2 separate regions of the Homo sapiens genome follow, and region 1 is linked to region 2. A link is a loop called in an ENCODE intact Hi-C map of the cell type or tissue named here. Cell type or tissue: sigmoid colon. All regions are shown on one strand. Each heading gives the region's core, and the rest is flanking DNA. Links, peaks and the distances in the headings are about the cores only.

Region 1 (15,100 bases), core at 2,304-10,303, 88 kb before region 2:
TTATTTGCTCAATTAAACTCTATTAAATTTAATCTGTTTAATGTTTTTCTGTTAACATTATTAGACTCCAGGATCCTGGATTCATAAGGGCTAGCCTAGCACTAGGGTCCACAGTGAAACTGGCGGTCACTTCGCTCTCTTTCCTCCACGTAGAAGGTATCTCTCGGTGATGCCCTGCATAGGCTTGGGGGTGTGAGGACACAGGTAATCTGAAGCTGTCCTTCCTACTGCCTTCAATGTGTCTTTTCTTTTTTATTTTATTTCATTTTATTTTATTATTATTATTTCACTTTAAGTTTTAGGGTACATGTGCACAATGTGCAGGTCAGTTACATATGAATACATGTGCCATGCTGGTGTGCTGCACCCATTAACTCGTCATTTAGCATTAGGTATATCTCCTAATGCTATCCCTCCCCCCTCCCCCCACCCCACAACAGTCCCCAGAGTGTGATGTTCCCTTTCCTGTGTCCATGTGTACTCATTGTTCAATTCCCACCTATGAGTGAGAACATGCGGTGTTTGGTTTTTTGTCCTTGTGATAGATTACTGAGAATGATGATTTCCAATTTCATCCATGTCCCTACAAAGGACATGAACTCATTATTTTTATGGCTGCATAGTATTCCATGGTGTATATGTGCCACATTTTCTTAATCCAGTCTATCATTGTTGGACATTTGGGTTGGTTCCAAGTCTTTGCTATTGTGAATAGTGCCGCAAGAAACGTACGTGTGCATGTGTCTTTACAGCAGCATGATTTATAGTCCTTTGGGTATATACCCAGTAATGGGATGGCTGGGTCAAATGGTATTTCTAGTTCTAGATCCCTGAGGAATCGCCACACTGACTAATCAGGTACTGTAATCTATCACCCAGATTCCTGAGCTCTTCTGAAGGTATTTTCGTGCACAGATTGTTGTTCAAATTCATGTTTCAGTGAAGGGGCAAGTGCTGAAAAGTCCTTTTCTGCCATCTTGCCAATGACGTCACTGCCTCATTGCCTGTTTTGATCACTGTCTTGATCTACTTCCTAGAGCCATGCCCACACATAGCAGACACTCCATAAATATTTGTTGAATGAATAAATGAATGAACAAATAAACAGGTGAGTGAAACCCTCTACCCCAGGCCTGGAATGTGTTCTGTGATGACTTCTGTGTGTTGGCCTTGCTTGGGTTTGTGCTGCCTGGTGCTGCTAGGTTTCCAGGTGACCAAATACACACCATCACTCAAAGGCAATTGAATCTGGTTGGCAAGCCTGGCCCGGAGTGGCCAATGCCTTTCCCTCTCTCGCCACTAGAGGACAGAGGCGACCCATGGATTCAGCCAACGCCAGTCAGTTCTGCCACCCGGGCTCCAAAGGCACCTTGGGCTTCCTGATGAACAGAAACTAACTGGCCCTGTTGTGACACCTCTAACTCAGAGGTCGCCACTGAGGTACCAAGTAGAGAAAAGGCATAAAATGCAAGTTCCGTATCCTCACCCAGGGTATGAAGATTGAAACAGGAGTTGTCCTCACTTCCTTGGCTGTCCCTGCAGTGGGGACGCCCAAACTAAGGGCTCCCAGCGCTCTGCGTGTTCTGACCCAGGCAACGTCACCTTTTGGAAAGACAGGCTTGCACCCTGCTCCGCAAAATGAGGAAGGTAAATGTTCCTAACCCAAAAACTGCCTGAAGAAGCAGGCCTGAAGAGTTGAAACAAGAGGAGGGCCTCAGTGCATGCCCAGGAGTGTATGTGAGATACAGGTCAGTCCAGCCAACCTGTCCTGGGTGCTTGCCTACATGTCTCTGCTCAGATGGTCCTCCAGGCACTTCTGCAAAGTGAGTATGATGATTACAAGTTAACACGTTAACTTGTAATGAGTGGTAAACTTGCCCACAGTTACATAGCTGGTGCATGACAAAGCCAGGGCTCTGGCACAGGGTGAACTGGCTTCATGGTTCCTGCAGTTCCCCCCATGGGACCACCAATTATAAGGACACTGGGGCTTTGGAAAATGAGCAAACCCTGGTATTGTGGAAAAGGTAGTGAAGCTCCAGGATGGATCAACACACGTAAAGAACTTCGTTGACTATCACAACTTCTCATTGTATTCTCACAACAAATCTACAAAGAGTGGTGGCTCATTCCCCATTCTGGAGCCGAGGAAAAAAGGCAGGGCCAGATGAAGAAGTGCCTGCCGCGTGCTGACCACAGGCCACTGCATCCCATGACCAGAGGATAAGAGGAGGGGCCACACTGTTCCTCCATCTCCTGATTCCCCTAAAGACCAGCACATGTCCAGGCTCTTCTATTTCTCTGTTACTTCTGTTGCTCTGGTTCCTGCCCTGCAGAGGGGGTGGCCATGACCCCGCTACCCTTCATCCAGCCCTCCAAGATACCCATTAGCCTGCTCCTCTTAGGCCTGATGTGAAAAGTCTGAGATGTAAAAAAAAAACAAGACTGTAACCCTTAAAAAATGTGCACACTCTGCTTCTCTTTTTCAAAGATTTTGGCAAGAATAACATGAGTTTCCATGGGACAAATCACAAGCCTTTTTCTTTTTTTTTTCCCCTCAGCCCCTAACTCATTTCAATTCAATGCAACAGAAATGGACTTGGCTAGGCACCAGCACTGTCCTAGGCCCTAGCAGGGAGCTGCGAGGTGGGTGTCCATGAACCTGAGCAGTTCAGCCCCCGATGATGGGAAGAGCAGCCATGCACAGAATGCAAATGCTGGGTGCTAACGCTGCTTGCATTGGGGTATACTTCTTTCACTCGGTAGCTTGGAGATGACCTCAATGTTAGGATGAGGCTCTACGAGGCAAAGGCTCCCAGGCCAACCATGGGCTCCTCGGAGGGCAGAGTCACAGAGCACCTGCAGCCACAGAGTTCTCCCTTCTCCATTGCTGCTTCTCGTGCTAGGAGCCAGGTTTGTGTTCCCAGGAGACACAGTGGCCGTGGGGCTCCATGTCTCTGAACTGCTCAACCTCCCTAGCAGCCCACACTGGGTAGAACCAACTTGCAGCAAGCCTGTATTCTCCTGACCAGCTGAGGCATAGGCTTCTCTCTCCCTGGGAAGACAGCATCCCATTTCTTTATCTGAGGTGTCTGCTCTTAACTGGGCTCAAGCCATCATAGTTGCCTTTCCTGCTGCAATTGCAGGAAACACTTTGTAGGTGGGTGCTTCTTTCTCTAAGGCACTCGAAGTCCCCCAAACCTTCTCTTGTTCACCACTGTGAGTAGGTCACAGCACTATTCTCCCTAATTAACTGGGGCAGAGGAGGAAGGCCAGGAGATTGCTGCTCTGAGTTTTGCCATGCACTATCAGCCAGATTGACAGGAGCACATGGGTACGCACCTCCCGGGGCTGGGTCTCATTCATGAGTTCACAATACACAGAGGCCTCCTGCTGTGACCAAGTGCATTTTCAGCATGGGGAAAATGGCTGGCACATAGTAGGTGCTCAAAAATGTTGCCGGATGAAGGAACTGGTGGCATGCTTGCTCAGTTTTGACAAAATAGCTCTCCAGAGCCTCCAGATATACAGGTCACTGTTGCTCCAGAGCATGAAAATGCTGTGATCCTCTTTCTCTTGCCTCTGCAAGGGGAGCCAGAGGACTCTCTGACCCTGAAAGAGGCGGCCACAGCCCCTGCTGAGGGGAAGAGGGAAGAGCATGTGAATGCAAAGAGGACTGCAGAGCCTGCTGCAGCTGTAGCCACTCGCTCGGAGTGGGAAGTCCAGGCCACCCGAGGGCAGCAGCTTGTCCTCCTCTGCCCTCAGAGGCTGTGGTCATTGAATGAGTCTGGATCTTCTCCCTGGGTTGGGGGAAGGAATCCAGGTGACCCCTCAAAGTGTCTTTCAATGTGTGAATTGGAGAGCTAAGTTCCAGGTGGCTTCTGCTGGGGCTACCAGTAGGAGGAAAAAGGAGAAATCTAGACACAGATAAAAAGCATTCTGCTTCCTCTGTGCCCTGGACCTCCAGATCACCACCAGGACTCTGTCCCAGGACAGCAAGGTGGACCCTGAAATTCCCTGAGCATCGTTACCAGAGAGGTGAGGGGGGCACAGAGCAGAACCATGGAGCCTCCAGACAGAATGCACGCCAGTGGTGCCCCTTGAGGCAGTGTACACAGCAAGCTGTGTAGATCCCTTCACCAATACTGCCACCTAGGAGCTGTGTTCCAGAGAAGCAGGTTCCAGAGGGAAGCACATTTTGCCTAGCCACAGATCTACCAGGATGCATAAAGGTTGGGAGAAGGTTACTAGCTCTTCACTCTCCCCATCCCCAAGTCAGAGAGGACGAGGGCCTGCTGAGTAAACCTGGTTGATCCACAGGGTAAAGACTGGCCCAGCTTCACGGAGAGCAGGAAGTAATTGTCCTCTGTAGGGCTGGGCCACAAGTTAGCCATGCGACCTGAGCAAACCACTTCTCAGAAACCTCATTGATGGCATCAGGAAATGCTTATGTGCCAGTCTGCTCTGGTAATTCCATAACATTTAGTGCGGCATGCGACCCATCCACAAAGACCCCACCTATGACAGGCAGCCGCTTTGGAGGTTTGAAACTCATTGGCACTAGACAAATACATTTTGAATGAGCCAAAAGAAGAATGACTTATTATTTTAGTTATTAAAAATAAAGTGATGCTCATCCTCAGGGACTTTTTAGATTGTTCATTCATGGTAAGCATCACCCAAGGGCTGGTTCTCTCTCCTCCATGCCTCAATTGTGTAACCTCATAATTTTAGAATGTTTTGGCTAAAGGAAACCTCATTCAAGCCCTCCTGTTCAGTGCATGCCCAGAGAGGGCAGGCGCTGGGTCTAAAGTCACACAGTGGCCCAGCAGAGACCAGAGCTTAGTCCTGTGGAGTCTAGAGGCACAATGCTTATTTGTCACATTTCTTCTTCGTCTTTTTCTATCTCCCTGTATTACTACTCATACCTTCTAACCTCCACTGAAATGGTCTTTCCTCTGCCTTTCAAAAAGCCTGAGAATGGAAAAACATAAAGAGAAAGAAAAATGAAAAGATGGAGAGGGAATCAAGTTCACATTTCACATGAGAAGATGTGCCATCCGATTTCAGATCACAGTCCTCGAAAGGTGAGAACTGCGTTTTCTCTTTGTTCCAGGCTGCAGTGACTGCACCATGGATATGAGAGTGAATGCTTGTCAGGCCATCAGTTGGTGTTTTCCCCACATCGCATGTGTGCACAGGTACATACCTGTGAGGCACATGGCCAGGGAGGCCACCTGTGCTTCTTCCCCAGAGAGAGACCTTCAGACCACCCTCCATGTAAGCAAAGGGTATGTGGTGATTACAGAAAGGGATGGGCTAGGCCTCCAAGAGCATTTAGTAAGACTCCATTACAAACAGATTTTAGGAGGATGAAGCCCAGAGAGGTGAAGACACTTGTCTAAAGTCACAGAGGAAGTTAGTTCCTGTCTGAGGACTAGAACTCAGCTTTTCAGACTTCAAGTCCTGCGGTTGGGTGGCAAGGGGGAAGTGGGGATGGTTAATGGGTACAAAAAATAGTTAGAAAGAATGAGTAAGATCCAGTATTTGATACCACAACAGAGTGACTGTAGTCAATATTAATTCAATTGTACATTTAAAAATAACTAAAATAGTATAATTAGATTGTTTGTAACACAAAGGGTAAATGCCTGAGGTGATGGATGCCCCATTTTACCCTGACCTGTGACCACGACGCATTGTATACCTTCATCAAGTGCACTCCATAAACATATACACCAACTATGTACACACAAAAATAAAAAAATAAAAATAAATCTATACGTGGTATTACACACACACATGCACGCATGCACAGAGGACCCCTATTCCCATGTGAACAAAGACTCACAGCAGTCAAGCCCAGCAAGATGCACTCTCTGTAGCGGGAACTGAATGACCCTAAGGGAGGGCACCTGTCCAAAGGTAGGGCCCATACCTGAAACCCATCAATTCAATCACATACAGTGAGGCACGGCCAAGACCTGCAAGATATCAATGTATTTAAAAGACTCATCTTTACATTTGCAGGAGGCTGGGCAGTCTGAGGTCTCCTAAACAAGAAAGTGGGCAGAAAGAAGAGAGGGAGAGGTCCTGAAGATCAATTTTGCTGCCTTCGTAACTCCACGGAGGGTGGGGATCACGGTCTTCCCAACCCTACTCCTTCCTTCTAGAGCAACTAGAGAGACAGGGAAATTCCTGCCTTTAGAGATCTGCGGGAGGAGCTGAGGGCAATGAGATGATGCTGCTGTGGCTGCTCCTTGGCATTTGTTTTCTGTTCACGAATCAACTTCTCTCAGTCCCCTGAGGAAGGGTGGATTTAGGGGGAAGGACACGGAGTCTCTCGGAATCTTTTGCATCCAGGGATGTGAGTGGGTTTTTATATTTAGTAGATGACTCACCTCCAAGCACATTAGTCACTGCCTCCCAGCTCCATTCTGGCAGGCTGGGTGCTGGGGATCGCAGTGGGGTGAGATCAGACAGGAGATTGGGAGAAAGAGCAAGAGAGCTCAAGGGAGGCAAGAGACTGGGAGACTAATGCCAGAGGAAGTAAGATTAGCGCCCCGAAGCAGAAGGCTCAGGGAAAGAGGGCGGCCAAGTCATGCTCAGCAGAGAAGTTCCAGGGAAGTTCTGGCTCAGCCTTGCCCCAAGCACCTCACCATGGGGGAAAGAGAGAAGGGCAAGATCCAGAGTCCCTGGCTCAGCCGCCTATAAGCCCTCCAAGGGTCCCCTCTTGGCAATGTAGGCAGCTCACCAGCCTGGACCCCATCCATTGGCCGCCTCTGGCCATGACAGATGGCCAGGGCAGGGGTTTTCAGAGAGTGCCACCAGAACATGCTGGGGCCAGGAGCCTGGGCAGGGCAGAAAAAGAGAGCATCCGTGAAAGATGCTCTGTGTCATGAGAGAGGAAGGACCACAGATGAAGGAAGAACATATGGGGTCTAAAGCAAAGGCTCTCAAGTGTGGTCCCTGGGCCCCCTGGGTCAGAAGACCCCGGAGAGCATATGAGCAATGAAGACTCTAGCCCCATTCCAAGTCTGCACCCTCCTCTGGGTGGGTCCAAAGAACCAGCTCTTCACTGGGCCCCAGGGAATTCTCAGGCACATTCGGATGCAAAGCCCTCAGGTCTGGAGCAGGAAGGCTGCATCCCAGCGCTTCAATTCCTACACAGTGTGGGATAAAGGCCATTGGTACGCTTGACTGCGCCTCAGTTTACCATTCAAAAATGAGATGCCTACTTCAAGAATTGTTCTAATTTAAAAACAAACAAAAAAACAAACAAACAAAAAACAGGAAAGGGATGTAAAGTTGGCTTGTATTTTATACTTCTTAACTGGGTCAGAACTGGGTCAGGTCATAGTAGAGGAACACCACACCTGGCTGGATTCCACAGCTCTGGAAAGGACAAAGGTCACCCTGAAGCAAGCTCCTTTCTTTCTCACTGACCTGCAAGGTGGGTGCCATTACCCAATGGTCAAGGAGAGGAGATAGAGGCCGAGAGGTAAGTGACTTGTCCATGACTGGATGGCCAACACCAACAGCAGGACTTGAAGTCAAGCCCAGAGCCCGTGGTTTTGTTTTGTGTTTTCACTTCTCCAAACTGTCACTTCACTTTGTCACCAGGATCCTCTGGGTCGCTTAATAGACCTACCAGCTTCTTGCCAATACAGTCAGGATATTGATTTCTCCCTCATACCTTTCCCCTCTTCCTCCTCCCTTTTCTCTATTGTGGCCCTAATTTTTAAAAGGCTGCATTTGGCTCTCCGTATGGAATTCTTCTCCCCTTGATTTTTGGCCCATTTCCTTCCATTCTAGTGCCTGTGTCGTCCAAAGCTATATGAAGCTCATCTTGGAGGACCCTGGCTCACCCTTTCTCCACTTCCCTGCCACCCGCTGTACACTGTCATGCCCAGTCGGCCCACAGGTGTTTGAGTCTGTTTTCCCTGAAGGTTGGTTAGGGTTCTTGTTGACATTCTTGGCTTTCCTGGACTCTGGGCTCTCTGAGGACAGGGATTGTGTCTTCTCATTTTTCTGCCTCCCTCATAACTTAGTGTAAAGCTTTATACCTGGAGAAATCATCCTTGTTGGCAGGTAGCTTAGCCACAAAAAGGAGCCTCCCAGAAGTGCCCCAGCAAAGGCCTGCACCTCTCACCTTGAGAAGCAGAAAGCAACTTCTGCCCCTTGACTTGCCTGCAAGTCTGCAAGTCTTTGCTGCCTCCTGCTCTCCATAGAGGTGACTTGGTTGAGGAACTTGCCAGGCCAGAGACCTGGGATGCATTGCATGCTACAGGCAAGACGCTCCAATAGAAATTGAAAAGCACAGTCCCTGCCCTCATGCAAGTGTATGCAATTCTCTCTCCTCTCTCTCTCTCTCTCTCTCAATGCTCAACTTCCCACCAATCAAACTGCAAGCTCCTTGACAACAGAGCTATGGGTTTCCTTTTAATCCATTCCTGAGCCCGGAACCCCCATCCCAGCACACACATTCTGCTGGTGCTGAGTACTCCGCTAGCCCGTTTCCATCCCCTCCCACATCTGCTTCATGCTTATTTGCTTATGTCTCTTGAGGGTGCATTTGGCTCTCCATATGGAATTCTCCTCCCCTTGATTCTTGGTCCATTGACCTTTATTCTGGTGCCCATGTTGTCCAAGGCTACATGAAGCTCATCTTGGAGGACCTGGGCCCATGCCTTCTCTACTGCCTCACCACCTGCTGTACACTGCCATGCCTGATCAGCCCACAGGCACCTGAGTCTGTTTTCCCTGAAGCTTGGTTAGAGTTCTTGCTGACATTCTTGGTTTTCCTGGACTCTGGGCTCTCTGAGGACAGGGATTGTGTCTTCTCATTTGTGTCATCTCCCTTGAGATAAGCAAATAAGCATGAAGCAGATGTGGGAGGGGATGGAAAGGGGCTAGTGGAGTCCTTAGAGAACCCCGTTTCACATGCCTGGTCTCTAGCCTCAGTTATTCTATCTAGAAAATGGAGAAAATAGCATCGACATCACACAAACAGTTGGGAGGGTTAAATGAGATAACCTCTATTGAAAGTGACTAACAAAGTGCTGGCTCATAAAACACATACATAAAATGGCAGCATAAGCTAAATTAACTCTGTGCTAGTGCAAGCTGTGCACATATCAGAAAATGAAGGGGGTGCATTAAAAATAACAACTCCCCACCATGTGCCAGACACCATACTAGATGCTTTGGCCATGTCACCCTGTAACATTCACATCCACCCTGTTTCACAGAAGAAGAAGTTGAAGCTCAGAGAGGTCAAGTTACCCACCAAAAGTCACACAGCTAGCAAGTGGCCAAGCCCTGCTCCAAAAGGATGCTTGTCTTTCCCCAAAGTTGGAGCTCATTCCTTTAAGCAACAGTGCTTCAGACGGTCTGGGAGATGTAGAGGAGATAAGATTATTTTCAAATAGATTTTGAAGAAGGCTGTGGGAGGCTAAAGGAGGGAAGACAGACAGCAGAGCTATAATGCAGCTTTGGGCACTCTTTAAGAATGGGTGGCTTCACTGGAGAGAGGAGGCTGAGCTGTGCACCACTGTCACAAGCAAAGCAGAAACCATGTCAAGGCTGAGTGTATCCCGCAGGTGATCAGGAGAGGACTCTAATAGTAACAAGCACTGATTGTGCCCAGGAAGGCCCGTGGATGTCAGAGATTCCACTGGCTGGGAGCCTAGGCAGGGTGAAGTCCTGGGGGAAGCAAGAGCGATGGCAGTGGTTCAGCCTGTACCATGTGCACATGTGAGTGTGAACTGTGTGCTCCAGTTCAGGTAGCTATTTAATGTCAAGTGAAGTCCTTGGGACAAAAGGCATCACGACTCTTCTTTCTAACAAACACAAGTTCCTTGGATCCAAGATTTAAGAGGGAAAGAATAATCCCTCCTCCCCCCAAATCTCTCTCAACTTCCTTAAAAACTCCTTCCCCAGTCGGGTGTGGTGGCTCACGCCTGTAATCCCAGCACTTTGGGAGGCTGAGGTGGGTGGATTACCTGAGATCAGGAGATCGAGACCATCCTGGCCAACATGTTGAAACCCCGTCTCTACTAAAAAATTCGAAAACTAGCCAGGCGTGGTGGCAGGCTCCTGTAGTCCCAGCTACTCAGGAGGCTGAGGCAGGAGAATAGCTTAAACCCAGGAGGCGGAGGCTGCAGTGAGCCAAGACGGTGCCACTGGACTCCAGCCTGGTGAAAGAGCAAGACTCTGTCTCAAAAATAAAAACAAACAAAACAAACAACAACGAAAAAAACTCCTTCCCCAGGTTTAAAAATTGTTGCTGCTGGAAGACCTAGCACATCCAGTTGGGATTTCTCCTACTGAAATTAATGTCATGAAACACACAAGGAGAAAACAGGTTCCCAGCTAACTCCTGGTCTATAGTCTCCAGGAGCTTGGCCAGCTGATCACCGGGCACTGGCAGTTACTGCCTGATAAGAACAGTGAATTTTTTCACGATGCCTCTTGGCATTCCCCAACAGACTCTGGGGTCCCCTAGAGAAGCTGGGGACACAGTGCTTCTCTGTGATCTCCAATGTGCCCAGCAGAGCACTTGGCATGTAGTAGGCATTTAATTATATTTATTGAGAGTCTATTATGAGGATTGCCATTTAGTGTTTCTAGATGCAGTGGAAGACAGTGCAATGCTTTCCTATCATTCATTGTTTGTTATTTACTAATTCATGATTAATTAATAATTAAAAATCCAATGGTAAAAGCAGAACAGACCAGGGAGACTGGGAGCTGGGGATTTCTTAGTTCTCTGTCTTCTATGTTTTGTCCCTAATATAACTTGTTATATTAGGAAAATGCCAGAGCCTGCTTTTAGGATGCTCTGAATAAGAGAAAAGGAAGGAAAGGAATTTCAGCAGCCTCGGTTTTTTTCTATAAAGTCGACTCTTTGAGGTTTCGGTTGTACATTGTGCCTTGGCAAATACAAAGCCACTCGGATACCATCCTGCTCTTAGAAATGTGGTAGGTCTACAGTTCTCAGGAGCCACCGTCCCTCCTATTGCAAAGACTTTGCCACCCTCATCTCGATATTCCTCTCCTACGATGCGTCTGAAAGTTAACCAGAAAAAAAGAGATGTACCTGCCTGAGGGTAAGAAGGTAGCTTCCCAATGACACTTTCTGCCAATGCTTGCCTTCCTTCTTTCTTTATTTTTTTTTCTGAGATGGAATCTCACTCTGTTCTCCAGGCTGGAGTGCAGTGGCATGATCTAAGCTCACTACAACCACCATCTCCCAGGTTCGAGCAATTTTCCTTCCTCAGCCTCCCAAATTGCTGGAATTACAGGCGCCTGCCACCACACCCAGCAAATTTTTTGTATTTTTAGTAGAGACAAGGTTTCACCATGTTGGCCAGGCTGGTTACGTTTGCATCTAGCTATCTTTGAGGCCAAGTACTGCAACCCATATGTTTATGATTTGCTAACAATTCCTCAAAATGTTCTTTGCCTTAAAAGCCACAAGAAGCCTAAGATGCACAAGAAACATTTTTTATTTGCTTCCTTAAGTTTCTCTTTATTTAATAATAGGGAATTCTGCCAGGAATAACCAACCCCTACTGTATTGAGTGCAGAATGGACCCCATGTGGCTCGAGGACCAGGCAGCCAACTGCAAGATCTTGGGAGTCTGATTCTGCCTCCCCTCTTGCTCTCCTGTGTGGCTGGGGCGAAAGTCCCCAACGTTTCTACTCCTGCATTCCTTCCATGGTCCAGCAGAGCCTGGGGACAGCCAAAGGGATCCCTCACCCTATGCTGGCCCCATAGACCTACATATACCACTGATGCCAATTCTCCATGGAGAAACTTTGTGTAGCTACATCAGATGTGGATTGTTCTCATTAGACTCCACTTTATTAAAAAGGAAGATATCAGCTGTGGCATCAGAATTCAGTTTTCAAAAAAGACTGCCCTGAGGAGATTCTACATTTGACTCAATTTCCATTTCCTGCATCTTTTATCATTATATGTTACTCTGGCACTCTCTGCAATAATAGAAGCCAAAACAACACATCTGCCCTATACAGGATACCACTAAGCTCCAGATCTTTTCCTACAATGCTTATGGCTTCCATAATAGCTCTACAAGGTAAATATAGTCATCTCCATTTCTGCAGGCTAGTAAATAAAACCAAGGTTAATAAAAGTTAAGCCAGGTGTCAGAAATCACATGGCCTGTAAGTGCCATTCAAAGCCGAAATGAGACACCAGATTGTCTCATTCCAAAATCCATGTCATTTACGCCTTAATGAGCCTCTATTCTCAACTACAATGAGCCTTTATCATTCAAAGACAGGCTCGTTTACTTATGATATTTGCCAAGGTTGGAAAAAGGGCTAATGCCTGTAGGAAGATTTTTAGTAGCATGGTGCAACAGAAAAAAAAAAAAGAGGGGGGATGTTCTGGTTAACTTTCAGACATTCAGGAAAGTGCATTAGTCAGAATAGCACAGCAACTGAAGAATTCAAATGTAGCTCCATGAGATGTGACAGCTATGTGGGTTGTCACAAGGGGAATTTCAGAGGGTTAGAGGCTGCTTGTACCTGCTTAAAGCTGTGTTCTATCTTTCTATCTTTTCTTTCTTTCCGAAGTTTTGGGCTCTCAAATGTATATGCACATGAGTGTGTGCACATGATTTGTACACATGTGAGCAACTGTACGTGCATGAATATGTGTGTATGTGAGCAAGTATGCATGTGAATGAGTGTGTGCATGTGAGTGTGTGTGCGTGGATGTATATGCATGTGAATGAGTCTGTATGCATGTGAATGCGTGTATGTGAGTGGATGTGTGTGCACGGATTTGTGTGCATGTGAATGTATGTGTGCCTGTGACTGTGTGCACCCACACAGGAGATGAAGGGTGGTGATGATAAGAGCAGAATCTCAGGCATAATCTGGTCACGTGATTGCTTTAACCAAGGACAAAGAAATGGATCACATTGCAAAGGACTAACAGGGTGGATTAGGTAAACCATGAAGCAAGTAGTGTGTTTCTTGGCAACTGAATAGCGTGGTGCTAAAAACACACATAAATTGACTTATACCTATATCATTGGTTGCGCAAACAGGCATGGCTGCAATTATAAATACATAACTAAGAATGGAATGAGGGATGGGTTGTTTTCCTTTCAGGAAAGGGACACCACAGGCCTTTTATTTTGCAGCATGGCTCTCAGCTGGTGAACCCATTTAATTAATTAAACACTCTCGGGATGGCCTTGCAGATTGCTTTCCTACAGCGTCGCCCGTCCATGTAACAACAACAGTTTCTCTGCTAAACAACCAGGCCTGTTCATCTCAGCTTTGTCCCATGAGCATTTACTACTCCAAGTGAGGACCCAGTCATGTATGGGGGTTGGAGAATGGAAGCCCCCATGTCACAGCCACTGAAGCTCATCTCAAAAAGTTACCTGGCAACTACTATGTCCTTTGGCTCTGTTTTCCAAAATTAGGGGAGGGTCAGACAGACAGATGGGTGGATGAATGAACAAATGGAAAAAATGAACAAATAACAGAAAGATGTACACAGAGTGCCTACTTTATGCCAGGAACACAGATGGGAATTTCTATATAAGTTTTCTATCTGCTTATGATCTAGAAGTCCAGCACTCAGGTCTCTGCAAGGAAGTATCACCTTATTATCTGTAAACAATTCCTGGTTTAAAAAAAAAGCCCAGCCAGAAATATTATATTTAGGGAAGAAAGCATAAGGAATGGTGATGCATCTACTCCTTTGGGCATTCAAAGTTCATCCCATATCAAACTAAATGCTGAAAGCACTGGCCTCTCAGGAGCTTTGTGGAGCCATCATCACTAAATTGCAGTTTGATGCTATGCACTCAGCTTTCATCAAGATTTGTTGTGAAATCCACTTCTGCATCTGTTGTAAGATTGTAGTTGACATTATCCACTTTGTTCTTCAGGGCCACACATAAAAATTTGTGTTATATAATTTTATTCCCTTTCCCTGTTTTACCTTGGCTGGCAAGAAGCTCAGAGATAAACATGATGATCAATTATAGTGACAAGATACGCCTACAGCATTAACATAACTTTTAATCTTGATATACAAATATATTTCTATATTAAGCATATTATACCATAGTTACACTTATACCTATAACTTCACTTACGTATCACCTATATCCTTAGTTGTGAACTATCTCAGGTCCTTTTTTGGGGAAAGAGGCAGTAGATAAGTAAAAATAAATGAAAAAAAGCATAGTATTTATGTAATGTTAGCATGTCTACTTCTAATGGAGGCTGAGAAGAACAAAACACTTAACACAAGACTAATCATTAATGCATTTACATGTGGTCTAGGAATCAAATTAATTTGGCTACACACTGTCTTGCACACCCAGCCACAGATATGCATGTCCATCCTGGCACCCATAGTGAGCTATAGAGGCACACTCACACTTGCACTACTCCCTAATTTGTACGGCTACCCACATCTCCAACACTCTCTGGCTCAGCCCTGAAGTTTGGCAAAACCAAGACTTAGCATGCAGATAGATGAGCAGATAATTGACTTGCACATAGTCAAGATTTAACTGGTTTTGTTTAGCATGAATCTTGAATATGTGCCAGTGGTGGTTGCTGTCTTCAGTGTGCTTACTACTAGACTTCTGGGACTTGATTTCTCTTCCTGGTCATCCAGTGTTAGGTGGAAAAAAAAAGCATTTCATAAAAATTTTGGGTGCTGGTTAATATTTTCTGAATACCCACTATGTTCTAATCCTTGTATGGTTAAAGGCATGGTTACATGCGTCTTCCAAGTGGGAAAACTGAGGACAGAGGGATTAGCTCACTTCCAAAGGTCGCATAGCCAAAACCCAGGATCTTCTGATTCCACAACCTGTACCCTTTCTCCTGCCTGACTCTAACCCTGGGGTGATGTCAAAGATGTCCAGTAGGGAATGAAAATGAAGAAGACCCTGGCTTTTTCTCTCCTTCATCTGCTGTATCACAACCACTTACTAAAACCACCTTGATGCCGGGGGGAAAAAGACTTGACGACAGCATCACAGGCAGATGAAAAAGCTGCAGGTAGGTGAAACAAACAGCAAGTTATAGGGGG
Region 2 (15,100 bases), core at 3,130-11,129:
GCTTCTTTACAAAAATGGTAAGTAACATACATTCTTTAAAGGTTTACCTGAGTCATACTAGACATGTTCACATATACCCTGAAATTCCATGATATAAATACAGGTAGTAATATGCCACATGGTGAATGAGAGTTCACCTCCTGAGATCACAATTCAACTTGGGTTGTGTCTGGTCTTAAAATTTTAGTTTGTTTGTCTTCTTAAAATGAACATAAACATCAAAAGACTTCATTCTTGCTTGGAAAAGCCTGAAGATAACATGCTTGTTTGGCAGTTTATATTCTTTCTAACAATTTTATACTATGGATGGTTACCACCCACCAATTCTCACCACCCCAGGAATAAGTCATTCCTGGAAGAAAATGGGAAAGTGCCTTCTGCTAATGTTCTTTCTCCTTTCTTTCAATCCAATCTACCAAACTAAGAATTAAAATGTAAAATTGTTAAAAAGCATGTGTTTTGAGGTCTCCTATATTAAATGAGAGGGCTAGGAAACTATTTTTATTGACTTTTAGATGGTACCTAATTTGAAAAACGTGTAACTATACACAATGTGAAGAAGGCCTTTTATAGGCTAAACCAAATTTCTACTTTAAAAAAATGTATTCCTCATTTACCATTTACATGTATTTTTTTAATTCTCAAGCAAATCAAGATTGTGACACCACCTGTGCTTCACGTCCACCATAGTGGAATCTAAACCTGCCCTACAATTCATTTCAGGGAAATGACTGCCCACTGGCCAGAATCCTGGAGAAGGACTTGCTATTGGTTTATCTGATTCTGCAAGGCTCACCCACGAACACACTCCCAATGAGCTGATATAACTGAAAATCAGAACTCAAGTCTCCAGGGAGTGCAAGGGGAGTTGGGCACAAATGGGAAAAGGGAGATGCAAAAACAGAAAGTTTTCCTGGCTAGAATTTGTCTTCTAGAAATCTGAGGACAGAGGAAATGAATGTCTTTGGTCTCTCTGATTCAGATCACTTCAGGTGAGTTAACCACTTCAGAGATTCTGGGATGGCTAACAGCCCTGGTGTGACCAACTCTTCTATTGCCACCCTATTGAACTAGGGCCCCAATAGACTGGAAGAGAGGAATTATAGCTATCAGCACATCAGAAGTCTTCTCCTTCTGGAGAAAACACATAGTCAGGACATGAGCTGTTACAGCTCCATGCCTAGGAAGGGGAAGAAAAGGTAAAAAGGCTGCTAAAATAAATATGAATAAGTAAACCAAAAAATAGTCATCCCTTAATAGGCAGTTTTGTTAAGTGCACCTTCAGGTCTACAAAGACATTTCAACACATTACAGTGCGAGGGTAAGAGCTTGGTCAAACATTGCATGCCTATGCTACACAGATAATCCCTGTACTCCATTCTTACTGAATTCATTGCAATGAGCTACAGATGAGCTAAGCAGCATTCACTTTCCTCACACCACCCCAAACTCATAACAACAACTCACCCCCAGTCCCAGACTGACAGGTTCACCGCATGCAGCACTTTTTTCTATATCACATGCAGAAGAATCAACCAGTCCAGAGTGTAACCACGGTAAATATACCAAATACCCAAAGTCAGTCTTGGTGCCGTTTTCTCATCCATTAACCCATCCATCCCACAGTACTGAGTGGATTATTGCTGTTGACAGAGTGCGGTGTTTCAAGTTCTGTGTGCACTAGACCTCAACGTTGAAATGAAAGATCAAGATAACCCCAAGCCTGGGAGGAGGTTGGCATTTTTTTCCTAATTGGGGATTTTTAAGCAAGTAGGAAAGGAATCGCCAGAATGAGTTAAGGTTCAGACGAGAAGGAGACATCACATGGGAGGGTTTAATGCCCTGTAGTCGGATGCTGCGCAGTTCTTGGCCCCTCATCTTCCACGATGTGTGTTGTGTTCATCTCACAGATTCACAAAAGTCACATAGGAAAATAAGATATCCATGTTCTTTCTTTTAATCGAGTTAGCCAGAATGGGTGTAACTCGAGTTTCTAGGGTGATTGCCTCACTGCTAGTTCTAGGACAGGATGGGGGAAAGGGGTGGGAGAAGCAGGACAGATTTTCAGAAGAAGCTGGGCCAGAATGTCAGGTAACAGGCAGCCACATGCTAAGTGCAGAATGAAGATTCCCCACCTCAGGGTCCTTTGAAAGGCTGTGAGTACCTCTCCACCGGTGGGCAGCTGCCGAGCTCCAGAGGCCTGTGTTCCGTGGCTCTCTTTCAGCCAGGAACAGGGTCCCCACCATTCTCTGGGCTGGGTAACGGGGGGGCAGCAGAAGTTAGATGTTCAACCTGTGAAGTGACTGCCAGGTGGGAAGATCATAGGGGCATCAGGAAATATCTGAAAGGGGTAGACCAGGAGGGAAGGCCTAGGAAAGGTTATTATGAACTGAGTGTTCCCACATCCACAACAATGCCTGAAAAGACTGGACCGTCAGAGAGATTTGCAAAGTGCTGTTACCGACAGAGAAAAAAATAAGGAAAGGTGCCAGGAGCACTACACTGGACCTGAGGAAGCCTTGTGTGTCCAAAGTGGCCCTCGATAGGAAACAAATTCCCAAAAAGTTTATCTTGGCTTTGGTGGAGAGAGGAAAAAACAAGTTCACAGTTCATGTCCAGTTCAAAGATGGGTCTCAGTTCACATCCAGCGTCAGGCTGTCAAAGGGACCAATGCTAGTAGATGGCCAGAGAGACAGCACCCTCCTGGGTCTCTCCTCTCCAGGGTTTAGGGTGGTGTGGTCTTCTCACAGTGGTGAAATGAGAGAGCGAGAATGGAAAAAGAAAAAGCAAAAGGTCTGTGCCCCAACCCTTCCCCACTTTTGCTACCTAACTTCTCAGCTGTGTTAAGGAGGCACTTTCTACAGTTCACTGTGGGTACAGGATAAAGGCACTAAGCAACTATTAAATCAATTGGTTTAGTTTCTTCAGGGAGCCTCAAGGGGAGGGCTGAAGTCTCTACAGACTTCAAAGAATGACTGCAAAGAAAAAAAAATCAGCTCTGCTTCGGATGCATATAATAGAGAAACATTTTCATTTACATCCTAAGAATGCACCAAAAAACATGCAGTATTGCACCTTTTTGTTTGTTTGTTTGTTTGCTTGTTTGTGTTGCTTGTGTTTGTCTTCAGCTAGAAAGAATACTTGTTCTTAGGTGTTGCTATATGTACTTTGATGACTTATTGAGTTTTTCACATGGCTTCCCTTTAAGGGATGGGCATATTGGTCCTCTCTCCGCCTATACCTGCACAAAAACCTGGTATTTCCCTGAGCAAAGGCAGGAAAATTGACTGAGTGCCCCCACCCCCACCCCCCATAATTTCTATTGGGCCTTTCACCCCACAGACTTGTAATTTTTATTACTTTTAAAATTTTTATTACTGAAATCATGCATTAATTAATTCAAGGTACATCTTAGTCAAATAGGCCATAATGCTGAATAAGAGAACATGCTTTGAGCTCCAAAAAGTTATTGTTCCCATCTGACTAACATATGCACTTAAATACAGTACTTTATTTACTAATAAAATAGTTAATAAATGGAGGAGTGCACTTTTGGTGAATGCAAATGAAAAAGGATCTATTTTTAGAAGAATCGATTTCAACTTAAGCTTATCCCCTATTGTCTGGGTTAACTTCTCAGCATGCGATTATAAAATAAATTGTATCAGATTCAAACATGCTTACATTTAACTTCATTTGTGCTCTCTTGCAATAAGGAGGCTAAGGTTTTACATCCAGTTCTGAAAGCCAGGGGTCGGAGTGCAGGCCTGGTGAGAAAAGACCTGTATTTGGCTCATCTGCAGTTGAGACCATTTAGCGGCACTGCAGAAGAATCAATTAATTTAATTCAGTTAACTTTTTCTTAGAGAATAATCTGGATTAGAAAGAGAATGGGCCCAGGGGGAAATCCCTACAGATCAGGACCAGTATCCAATTTATAAGGTGCTTTGTGAACCAGTCTTAAGTAATCGGAGTTTTCTTTTTTCACCTTGTAATATGCAGTTCAGTTGATCGAAATAAAAATATCTATTCATTGTCCATTTTGGCTGGTCTATCATGTTACATATAATACATCTGATGCACTGTCTTCAATGTGCTACGCAGTTTGCAAAGATGTTTTACTGGAGTCCCATGCGAATTTCAATTTCATATTTCTAAGTGATCATCTTGTTCTGAGTTTTTAAAAAAGTTAAAGAAACCAAAGCATTAAAAATGTTTCAGTTTGGGGAAGCATATGATTATTATTTTACCTAGACTAGTTCGTGGACTGAATCTTTTTAAGCCAGTTTTAGAAAATACTCTCTCTTTTCCCATTTTTTAATAAAAGGAAAATAGTTTATTTTGTCATGGATCTTGAAAGCTTCTGGTTCACCACCCCCAAAATCCTCAATGCAACAACGCATTGACAGTTAAATAGAGCATTCCAAGTCTACTTAGTAAAGTATCTACAAAGCGTGACATGAGTCACTAGGTTTTCTGTTTTGTTTTTTAAGTCTTTTGAGCTGCTAAGTGGGGCTTTTTTGTTTGCTTGCCTTTGTTTTTTAAACATCGGTCAGTAGCTTGCTCTTATTAACGCAGTTTTGGTTAGCAGTGGTGCAATTGGCAGTTCTGATATTGACCTGTCTATAATGGGCTATGCTATTATTCATATCCTCTTCGATCTCCATGTACTCAGACTTGCTCATAGTAGAGGAACTGCGGCGACTGAGGTCACTGTCAGAGGCTAAGTTAGGGGAACTGACGTGGAGCAACTGAGCCTGCTCTTCCCCCTCAGTTTCTCGGTGGTAGAAATAGTTGAAATTGGACACAATGACAGGTACGGGCAGGGCAATTGTTAGCACACCAGCGATGGCACACAAGGAGCCCACGATCTTGCCTCCAATTGTCACAGGGTACATGTCACCGTATCCTACAGTGGTCATGGACACCACCGCCCACCAGAAAGCATCGGGGATACTGGAGAAGTGCGACTCAGCTTCTTCCGCCTCGGCAAAGTACACTGCACTAGAAAACAGGATGACCCCGATGAAGAGGAAAAAGATGAGCAGCCCTAGCTCTCTCATACTAGCTTTGAGGGTCTGGCCCAGGATCTGGAGGCCCTTAGAGTGGCGGGAGAGCTTGAAGATTCTAAAAACCCTTACCAAGCGGATGACCCTGAGGATGGCCAGGGAGGTGGCCTGCTCGCCCTTCTGGTTTCCTTCCTGCTCAGCTATCTCGGTGCCCAGCGTGATGAAATAAGGAATGATGGCCACAATGTCTATGAAGTTCATGATGTTTTTGAAGAAGTCCGTCTTGCTGGGGCAGGCGAAGAAGCGCACCACCAGCTCGAAGGAGAACCAGATGATACACAGCGTTTCCACGATGAAGAAGGGGTCTGTGAAGATGTTGGAATTGTAGATGACCGTGGTGTTGTCGATGCGGTGGACGGTGCCCGTGAAGTCCTTGTCATCCTTCAGCTCGGGGAGCGTCTCCAGGCAAAAGATGACGATGGAGATGAGGATGACCATGACGGAGACGATGGCGATGACCCTGGCGGGCCCCGAGCTCTCGGGGTACTCGAAGAGCAGCCACACCTGGCGCTGGTACTCCTTCTCGGGCAGAGGGCGCTCCTCCTCCTTGATGAAGCCCTCGTCCTCCCGGAACTTCTCCATGGCCTCCTCGCCCAACTCGTAAAACTTGATCTCCTCGGAGAACATGTCCAGGGGCACGTTGACCGGCCTCCGCAGGCGGCCGCCGGACTGGTAGTAGTAGAGGATGGCGTCGAAGCTGGGCCGGTTGCGGTCGAAGAAGTACTCGTTCCTCAGGGGGTCGAAGTAGCGCATGCGTTTCTTAGGGTTGCCCAGCAGCGTGTTGGGGAACTGCGCCAGGGTCTTGAGCTGCGTCTCGAAGCGCAGCCCGGAGATGTTGATCACCACGCGCTCGCAGCACTCGTGGTCGTCGTGGTCGGCCTGCCGGGGGTAGCTGCCATCCTGGGGGTGGCCCGGGGCGGCCGAAGCCTCGTCCACGTTCTCCCCAGACATCACCGTCATGGTGGAAGCCGGGCGCGGGGGTGGGAGGCCAGGAGAGAGCCCGGGGTGGGAAGCAGCCAGGGACCAGGGGTGGGGGGGACCCAAGCGGCCCCCCCACCGGAGCGCGCGTCTCCCTCACGCCCAGGGGGAGGTGCTTCAACACGAGCAGGTCGGGAGATCTGCGACTTTGCCTCTCGCTGCCTTCCCCTCCACCCTGCCTTTCACTCAGTTTGGAATCCCCCTCGCCTGCGGGCCGGGTGCAGCTTTTTGCAGAGGGTTGGGTTTGGGTTTGGGGGTTTGTTGGTTTTCTGTTGTTGTTGTTTAGATATTTCTTCCTGATCCCAGGTGCCTTAACGCAGTGCCGTTCTAGCGGACTGGGCCATTGCTTCGGGGGTCGCCCTGGCCTCCCCTCCCCTCCGAGAGCCTTCCTAGGACCCGGTGCAGTGCCGGCTCGGCAGATCCCCACGCCTGCCACCCTCTCTGCTTCTCCTCGGCTCTCCCCCCTCCTACCCCTCTTCGCCTGCCGCCTTCTAAGCTCCCACCAGGGCGATCGATGCACGCTGCAGAGAAATAGAAAGTGATACGGGGGTAGAAAATCAGAAGCATTCAGATGGGACGGACCTACAGACACCGAAGAACACAGACCTCTAGCTTGAGAAAGCACTGGACGTTTGCTAGGGCTATCACACACACACGGACAGACGACACGCAGACACCCGGAAATCCAAGTTTGGGGCTCTTCCATCCCACTTTCCCCAATGCCCAACAGCCGATCTGTTTACAACTTCGTTAAACTAGAGATCGGAAAAGCGCCGAGAGACGCCGGGGGAAGCTCAGGGTCCCGGACAGCATCCCCGCACCCCCGGCCTCCCCCACCCGGTCCCCCCAACCCCCGCTTCTGCATCCCCGAGCTGGGGAACCCCCTACCTGGCCGGCTGGCTTGGCGCAGGGGCGGTGCTGAGTCAGCGGAGAGCCCGAGTGGGAATGCGGCAGGTCGTCTTTGCAGTGCCCTGGCGGGAGCCGCGGCGGCCGCCGCAGCAGCATCCGAGACGCGCCGGGCAAACTCGCCGCCCTGGTCCACTCGTCCGACGCCCCTCTCAGTTGGACAATCGCTTTACGGAGCAGCTACGGCGAAAATGTTCCTTCCCTACCCCCATTCTCACCGGTTGCCAGCAACCTGGAGACGCCGTCCTCTCTCCGGTGCAGGGAGTTCCGGAGGATGCGGGGCGGAAAAGCAAAATACCACCCTCTCTCGAAGCTCCGAGGCAAATGACGATAAACAGCACTCTCGCCCCCTCCTAACACTATGGGAGCCCTTGATTCGATCCCGAAGGAGGCGGGCGGGCGAGAGCCTGGATCTACATGGCTCTCCAGTTCCCTTCGCTCTCCGCACCCCAGCGCGGACCTCGCCAAGGCTACGCGGCGCGCCAGGAGCCCTTAGGAGCTTGGAGTGGAGCAGGGTGCGTGCGGCGGCGGGTCCGCTCGGTCCATTTCTGGGCGCTGCAAGATCAGCAGAAACCTGAGAAAGCGCCTGGAATACCGAGCAGCGATTGGCCCACCCGGGCGTGGGTTGGGGAGGGCGGGGGAGGGCAGGAGCGAGGAGGTGGATGGAAAATATGAGGGGGTGGTTTGGAAGAGAGCGGGGTTGTCATTCAGTTCCCACCCTTGCCAGCACAGCTTTTTCCTCTCCTACCAGAAAAGCCGACCGCTAACTCTACTTCCCCTGTGGCCCGCCGCCCCGCCCACGAACGGCCCCTAGCGGCTCGCGACCTTCCCCGGGAATTTCACATTGGAAATGGTCAGGTCCGACGCAATGCAGGCGGTGGTGTTTCTGGCAAAACTCCTCCGACGGGTTTGCTTTTGTGCAGTCCCACAGTAACCCTCTTCGATCGCACTGCTCTGCGCCCCATCCCGCTCCTCCCCCAAGAAGGCCCTTGCTCTCTGCGGGGCCCACCCAGCTTCCCCCGCCGGCTGGACTCGCAGAGCTGCAGACTTTGGGCAGAGCTGTGCAGATGAGGATCCCTGGGTTTGTTCCATGTAGTTTTACTGGGCGGCGGCGGTACTAAGAGCCTGTCCCTCTTTAACCTACGATGGGACTTGAAGTTTTCTTACGATCCGATTATTCTGAAATACAGGGAATGTGACTTGTGGGGGACCGAAGGCTTCGTGGGTTTGTGGGGTTGTCTGCCAACTTGGTGCTAATTGGGAATAATCTGAGAAGCAAGTCGCCTACTCACCTCCCACCCTATGTCCCTCCTCCCGCAGCCTTTTTCCCCAGCCTAGTGCCTCCACAGGGCCACTTTCAAAGCTTGCAATTTATTTGGAAAGGGTCCCCCGCAGAGGCGCATGGCAGCAGGAGCCGGGGGCGTGTGCCTTGCCCTGCGAGTGCGGCTGGAGCTGCGCCCCCAGAGGCGCTGCATCTCCGCGCCTGCAGCGCGAGAAAAGGCAGCAGGCAGCTTGGTACCTCCAGGGCTGCGGAGTCTCTAAGGAGGCTGCAAGAGCCCAGAGTCGCCGCTGATTGGCTCCTCCCGCGGCCTTGGGACCACCCTTCTCACCACCGTTGCCTCCCGCCTACACCACCCACCTCCTTAATCAAAGCCAATGATTGCATCCTTCCCGCTCTATTGTGGCTAGTGGAAAGCAGGGGCCCCTGCGGGATTGCCCAGGCAGTGCAACAGTCCCTGTCTGGAACTAGTTAAATCCTTCCTCCAGATTCAGACGCCAGCATTCCTTTCAGAAAAACAAAAGTGTATGTTCCCTCCCCTCCTTCAGATCCGTACCCCAGCTTTTCTTTCATGAACAATGAGTTCTCTTATACTCCTCCTTCCCATATTAAACTCTTCCCCTTTCCCACCTTCCACACGCATATCCCTCAATCTCAATAGCTCCAGGGATCCCTACCTTTCTGCACTGCTGTTCTAATGCAAATAAATATATTTTTTAAAAAAATTTAAAAATAAAAACAAAGATATAAATATGAAGCTCCCAGCTGAAGTACTGCCAAGTCTTTTGGTTTTGTTGCTGCTGCCACTGCTAGAACCCTACTGGGGATAACCCTACGAGACAAGGGTTTTCTGACCATATCCTAGCACTACTGAGCTTCCCTATTCTCCACTTTATCTGTCCTTATCTTGTACCTCCCTCTTCCTATAACCCATTGCCTTCCTTTAAATGTCCCTAAGACTGTCATCTTCCTAGCTTCTTGTGAATGCATGTGCCCTGACTCAGCATTAGGAGATTGCCTTACTACAAGGGATTCACAGATTGGATGAGATCCCAGGTTCCTAAATTCCGGGTTTTATTGGGGGGCATATTAGGAAATCTTCCACATCTCTGATAGATGTGTTTACAGCAGGACTGGACCTCCAAGGGACTGGAAGAAAATTGTGAGCTGGGAACTCAGCATTCTCCTCCTCCTCCTCCTTCTTCCTCTTCCTCTTCTTCCTCTTGTTCTTCTTTGAGACAGAGTGTAGTAGTGTAATCATAGCTCACCGCAACCTTGAAGTATTGGGCTCAAACAATCCTCCCACCTTAGCCTCTGGAGTAACTGGGAGGACAACAGGCACAAGCCATCACTCCTGGCTAACTGGAACTCAGCATTCTTGATGGAAGTCCTCCCTTGGTAAGGGTCTGAAGATATTTATTAATTCAACAAATATTTGCCCAGCCCCAGCTATGGGCCAGATGGTGCCCTTGCACTGGAATGGAGACATATAAGGTCCCAGGTCTCATGGAGCTCATATTCTGGTGGGAGATACAGACAATAAACATATACGTCATACATTATAGTGTTAGATAAAGAAAATTAAGAATCAGGCACAGCAAGTGACAAATATAGGTTTGCAGATAAGAAGGGCCTCTCTGCAGAAGTAACATTTGAACAAAAAACATCAAGAAGAGAGAGCAAGGAACAGGAAGATGAAAGGATGGGTGTAAGAGCAAAGGTCCCAAGGCAAGGACAGACTCAGCATATTCAGGAAACAAGAGAGCCAGTATGGCCAGAAAGAAGTCACTGAGAAAGAATGTCATCAAAGGTAGGTCAGAAAGGCAGGCAGAGCCCAGATCATGCAGGGCCTCTAAGGCTATGGTAAGAATAGTTCATTTCATTCTGAGTACAATGGGAACCTACTGGAGGATATGCATCAATATAGCAATATGATTTGCATTTCTTGGAGATTATTCTGGCTACTAGAAACAAGACACAAGGTTGGAGGTTACTAAGTAGCATAAGCAATGTTGGCTTAGATGAGGGAGACTGTGGTGAGCTTGTAAGGAGTTTTTGGAAGAGAATTACATTTTGAAATAGAGATGGCAGAATTTGGGATGTGAGGAAAGAAAAGTTTTAGGACTGTCTCCTAGGCTTGTGGCCTTAATAACCAGATAAATGGTAATATCATTTACTGCAGGAGTGTCCCAAACAGTTTCGCTCCTACCTAGATGTGAGTTCCTTGAAGTCTGAGATCTTCTGTGTCTTCTGAGATCTTCTGTGTTGGGCAGCTTAGGAGCTCCTTGAAGTCTGAGACCTTGTGTGTCTTAGTTGTCACTGTATTGGGCAGCGTAGGCCATCTCCTCAGATTCTCTCCAGCTCACCATTGTCTTGTCCAATGGCCACTTGCCCCACTGCAGGTGCTGCTGGAAAAGTCAACTCGATGGGTGGCAGAGTTCTGCCTCTTGAAGTTGACAGCACTGCAAGGAGTGGAATCTGGATTCCTCAAGACTGCAAAAAGGCCTAGGTGAGTAACACAAACCTAGGGGTGCATTAGCTCAATGGACCAAGAGGAGCTTGCCCAGTGGGAGATGCAAGCTAGGATGGAGCTCGTCGGTAAATCCCCTCTACCTTTATTATTTTCATGGCCAAGCAACCACATGGTCTAATGAAAAGGCTGTGTCTCTTTGTGACTCATGAAGCAGTAACTAGTTTGGTAACTCTTCTCCTTGGATCTGCACCCTGTCCTTCCCTGTCTCACTCTCCTTTTCTCTTCCTCTCATGGTTCTGGCTTCACACCTCCCATTAAAGCATTCGCACATAATCCTGTCTTGGGTTATGCTTTCTAGGGAAGCTGAGCTGAGGCATGGGGAATCACAACTTTGGTTTGGGACATGTTACCTTTGAGATACCTAGAAATATGCAAATGAGGATGTTGAGTAGAAAGTTAAACATACAAGGTTAGAGTTCAGAGAAGAGGTCTGGGTAGATCAAGGTTTCTCAACTTTAGCACATTTGGGCTGAATACTTTTTATTGTTGTGGGGTGTGGTCCTGTGGATTTTAGTATATTCAGCAGCTTCCCTTGCTTCCAGCCATTAGATGCCAGTAGCACCTTCCCCTAGTTGTGACAACCAAAAGTGTTTCCAGACAATGCAAAAATCACCCTCAGCTGAGAACCACTTGGGTAATTAAAGCCAGAGTAGCAGATTACAGAGATTACAGCACTTGAACCTGAGGGTAGAAAAGGAAGAGGAAATATGCAGAGATCATGCCTTGGGACGCTCTAATGCTGAGAGGTCGATAAAAGAAGGAAGAGCCACCAAAGGAAACTGAGAAGGAGTGATGATGAGGTGAACAAAACAGGAGAATGTGGGGTCTGCAAAACCAAATGAGAACAGTATGTTAAGAAGAAGGGAGATATCAACATTGTTGCTTACTGCCAGTAAGATGAGTAGAATGAGGAACATAGAAATGACTATCAGATTTAGAAAAATTGAGTTGAAAAGAGATTGAGAGAGAACTGAGGACAGTAGGTAAAAACAGCTCTTGGAGTTTTGGTGCCCAGGGGAACAGAAGAATGGGGTAGTAGACTGAAGGAAGATGATGAGTGATGAGACTTTTTTTAAAAAAATGATGAAATCTATTACAATATGTTTGTATGCTAAGGGCAATGACTCAGTAGAAAGAAAAGAAATAGTGATGTGGTAGAAAGAGAAAAATCAGAGCAATGTTCTTGAGAAAGCAAAAGGAGAATGGAATCTAAGACCCAAAATAAGGGATTGGCCTTGGAAAAGGGCAATTTCTCTATAGAAATGGGAGAGAGACAGAGAGCAGAAGTCAGCTGCAAGTAATTGAGTAGAAGTTGTGGGAGTTAGTGGACATTCACCTATGCAATCAGAAGAAATTTTCTCAGTAAAAAGGAAAGCAAGGTCATCAGCTGAAAGTGAGGATGGGGAAGGAGGCCTTAGAAATAGGAGGGGTGGCCAGACGTGGTGGCTCATGCCTGCAATCCCAGCACTTTGGAAGGCCAAAGTGGGTGGATCACTGGAGGTCAGGAGTTCAAGACCAGCCTGGCCAACATGGTGAAATCTGTCTCAACTAAAAATACAAAAATTAGCTGGGTATGGTAGCGTGCACCTGTAGTCCCAGCTACTTGGGAGTCTGAGGCAAGAGAATCACTTTAACCCAGGAGGCGGAGGTTGCAGTGAGCCAAGATTGAGCCACTGCACTCCAGCCTGGGCAACAGAGCAAGACCCCATCTCCGAAAAAAGAAAAAAGCAAATAAAAGAAAAGAAATGGGAGGGGAAAACTGCAAAATAACCACTTAGGAGAATTGGAAAGTGAAAGGGTTGGGGAATGTAGCAGGGTTGCCTGGCAGCACCGAGGGCTCACTTGTGGTGAGGAACCATGCAATTAAGTAATTGGGCACTGGGTGTCTGAGATTAACTTGGAAGTGAGTCAGGATAGAATTCGTCCTGATGATCATTTATGAAAAAATGTGCACTCGTTCTACATGTAGTGTCCTTCTTAAGATCAGTTTCTTAAGTGTTATACAGTGGTAAGGCAAGAGACGGCATGAAGGGAGGTGGTCATACTAGGCAGGAATATGCCCACGGACTCACTATAGACCCTGTTGAGGGCAGTGTCACAAGCAGAGGAATGGGGGTCTTACAAGATTTGAAGTATAATTGTAAAAAGTAATATAGAACAAGTAGGACTTGAAAGGGAAAACTCAGAAGTCACCAAGGATTTAAGATGACAATGAGTAATATGGAGTCCTCTTGGTGGCATTATGATTAGGCTCATCTTTGGAAGGACAAGATCCAAACATAATTTTATCAAAATCTCAACGGGAGATTACACTGTTATAGTTAAAAGCCTACGTTGTTTTTGTTGTTTTTTGTTGTTGTTGTTGTTTTGTTTTGTTTTGTTTTGTTTTGTTTTGAGTTGGAGTCTCTCTCTGTCACCCAGGCTGGTGTGCAGTGGCGCGATCTCGGCTCACTGCAAACTCCACCTTCTGGGTTCACGCCATTCTCCTGCCTCAGCCTCCCGAATAGCTGGGACTACAGGCGCCCACCACCATGCCTGGCTAATTTTTTGTATTTTATAGTAGAGATGGGGTTTCACCGTGTTAGACAGGATGGTCCCCATCTCCTAACCTCGTGATCCACCCACCTCAGCCTCCCAGAGTGCTGGGATTACAGGCGTGAGTCACCGCGCCCAGCCAAAAGCCTAAGTTCTTAAATCAGAGATGAATTCTAATTCAATCACTTTGATCTTGGATAAGTCACTCTATCACTTTACATGTTCATCTCTTTATTTGTAAAATATAATCCCTATATCATAGGCTCCTGGGAGGGCATAACACAATCAAATACTGATCAGTGCCCAACATAGAGCTGATGGCCAACAAAGTATCAGCTTCAAAAGAAAAAGGCACCAAAAAGGTCAGGAAACATTACATTAGACAGGTCTTTAATAAATATTTACTGAGAGAAAACAGTCAATAAATACTAAAGAATCAGAGAAAAGAACAAATGCTACCTCTACCATCAAGAATCCTTACAGCTAACTTCAACATTCAGTCATATCAGTATAATGAGTACAGGACTTTTCCATCATAAAGTAAAATACATATGTGGGGCAGCACTGAGCAATAGGCAGGACAGGATGGCGACCTTTTAGAAAAGGGAAACAAACGAGGTGATCCCTGTGATCACCTTGGCTCTTTGCCTGGAGGTACTTTTCAGAAGCTATGCAGAAGGATGAGACCCAAGCAGAGTCTGATGTTCTCACTCAGACAGAATTTTAAATTGAGAAGGGTGAGATGACTGAAAGTCATGAGACAAAGCACCGGAGAAGAAGGAGATACATAGAGAAAAAGCAGCAGAAATCTGCATAGAGTCCCCTTTGAGTCTGTTGCTGAACACTAAACTGTGCATGGGTGAGGTAAACTCTACACAACTCTATGAAGCTGAGTTTGTTTAATATTAAAAAATTAGTCAATGCAATTCACTCAATTCAGAGAATCATAGGAGATTCAAAATTGATTCAGAAGAGCTATTTGACAAAATTCAACACCCATTTATAATTAAAACAAAACAAGCCTTTTGGCACACAGAGTAGAGGGAATTTCTTTAATCTGATAAATGGCGTACACACACACACACACACACACACACAAAAAAAAAAAACCTACAGCAAACATCATATTTAATTGTAAAAAAGCTGAATACTTTCCTCCTAGGACTGAGAACAAGGCAAGGATATGCACTCTTATCATTTCTACTCAACATCATATTAGAGACCTAGCCAATGCAATAAAGCAATACCAAGAAATAAAAAATATATATTGGAAATAAAGAAGGAAAGCTGTCATTATTTATAGACAGCATGATGATTGTGTATATGGAAAATCCTAGGGAATCTACAAAAAGCCACTAGAATACAAGTGAATTTATGAAGGATACCAGTTGAGTATTTAAAAATCAGTCACATATCTAGCATTTAAAATAATAAAAAACATAAAATACTTAGATTAATATAATAAAATATGTTATATGTGAGACCTATGCATGGGAAACTACAAAATACTGTTGAGATAAATTAGAGAAGACATGAATAAATGGAAAGATATACCATGATCATGGATTGGAAGGCTCAATACTAAGATGATATCAATTGTCCCCAAATATCTAAAGATTCAAGATAATCAAAATACCATCAGACTTATTCACAGAAATTGATTCTAAAATCAAACTGATTCTAAAATGTATTTCAAAAACTACAGGGGACCTACAATAGCTAAAAGATGTTTTAAAAGGAACTAGGTTATAGGACTTACTCTACCTCATTTTAAGTCTTACTTTAAAGCTACAATAATCC

What was found. Peaks named below come from ENCODE experiments on the same cell type or tissue, not always from the same donor. Only the 100,000 strongest peaks of a DNase experiment are listed, where the experiment ranks them.
Region 1: a loop joins it to region 2, with 2.8 times the contacts of the local background. A loop is called at or near these places in 4 of 110 quality-filtered maps.

What each region holds. Positions count from the first base shown.
Region 1 is chr12:4,989,409-5,004,508 of GRCh38, reverse strand. No RefSeq gene overlaps it. Among named protein-coding and RNA genes, the nearest start is that of KCNA5, 47 kb to the left of the region's middle. In sigmoid colon, for the core only: no CTCF peak of the experiment used is centred there; a DNase peak (open chromatin) is centred at 6,438.
Region 2 is chr12:4,902,308-4,917,407 of GRCh38, reverse strand. KCNA1 (potassium voltage-gated channel subfamily A member 1) reads right to left here and starts at 7,503. Exons shown (of 2, transcript NM_000217.3): 1 at 6,936-7,503; 2 at 1-6,568. The coding sequence starts at 6,029. The coding sequence ends at 4,542. RefSeq lists a silencer at 5,982-6,121 and enhancers at 8,122-8,878, 9,673-10,872. In sigmoid colon, for the core only: no CTCF peak of the experiment used is centred there; DNase peaks (open chromatin) are centred at 5,617 and 7,457; H3K4me3 peaks cover 2,832 bases; H3K27me3 peaks cover 4,840 bases.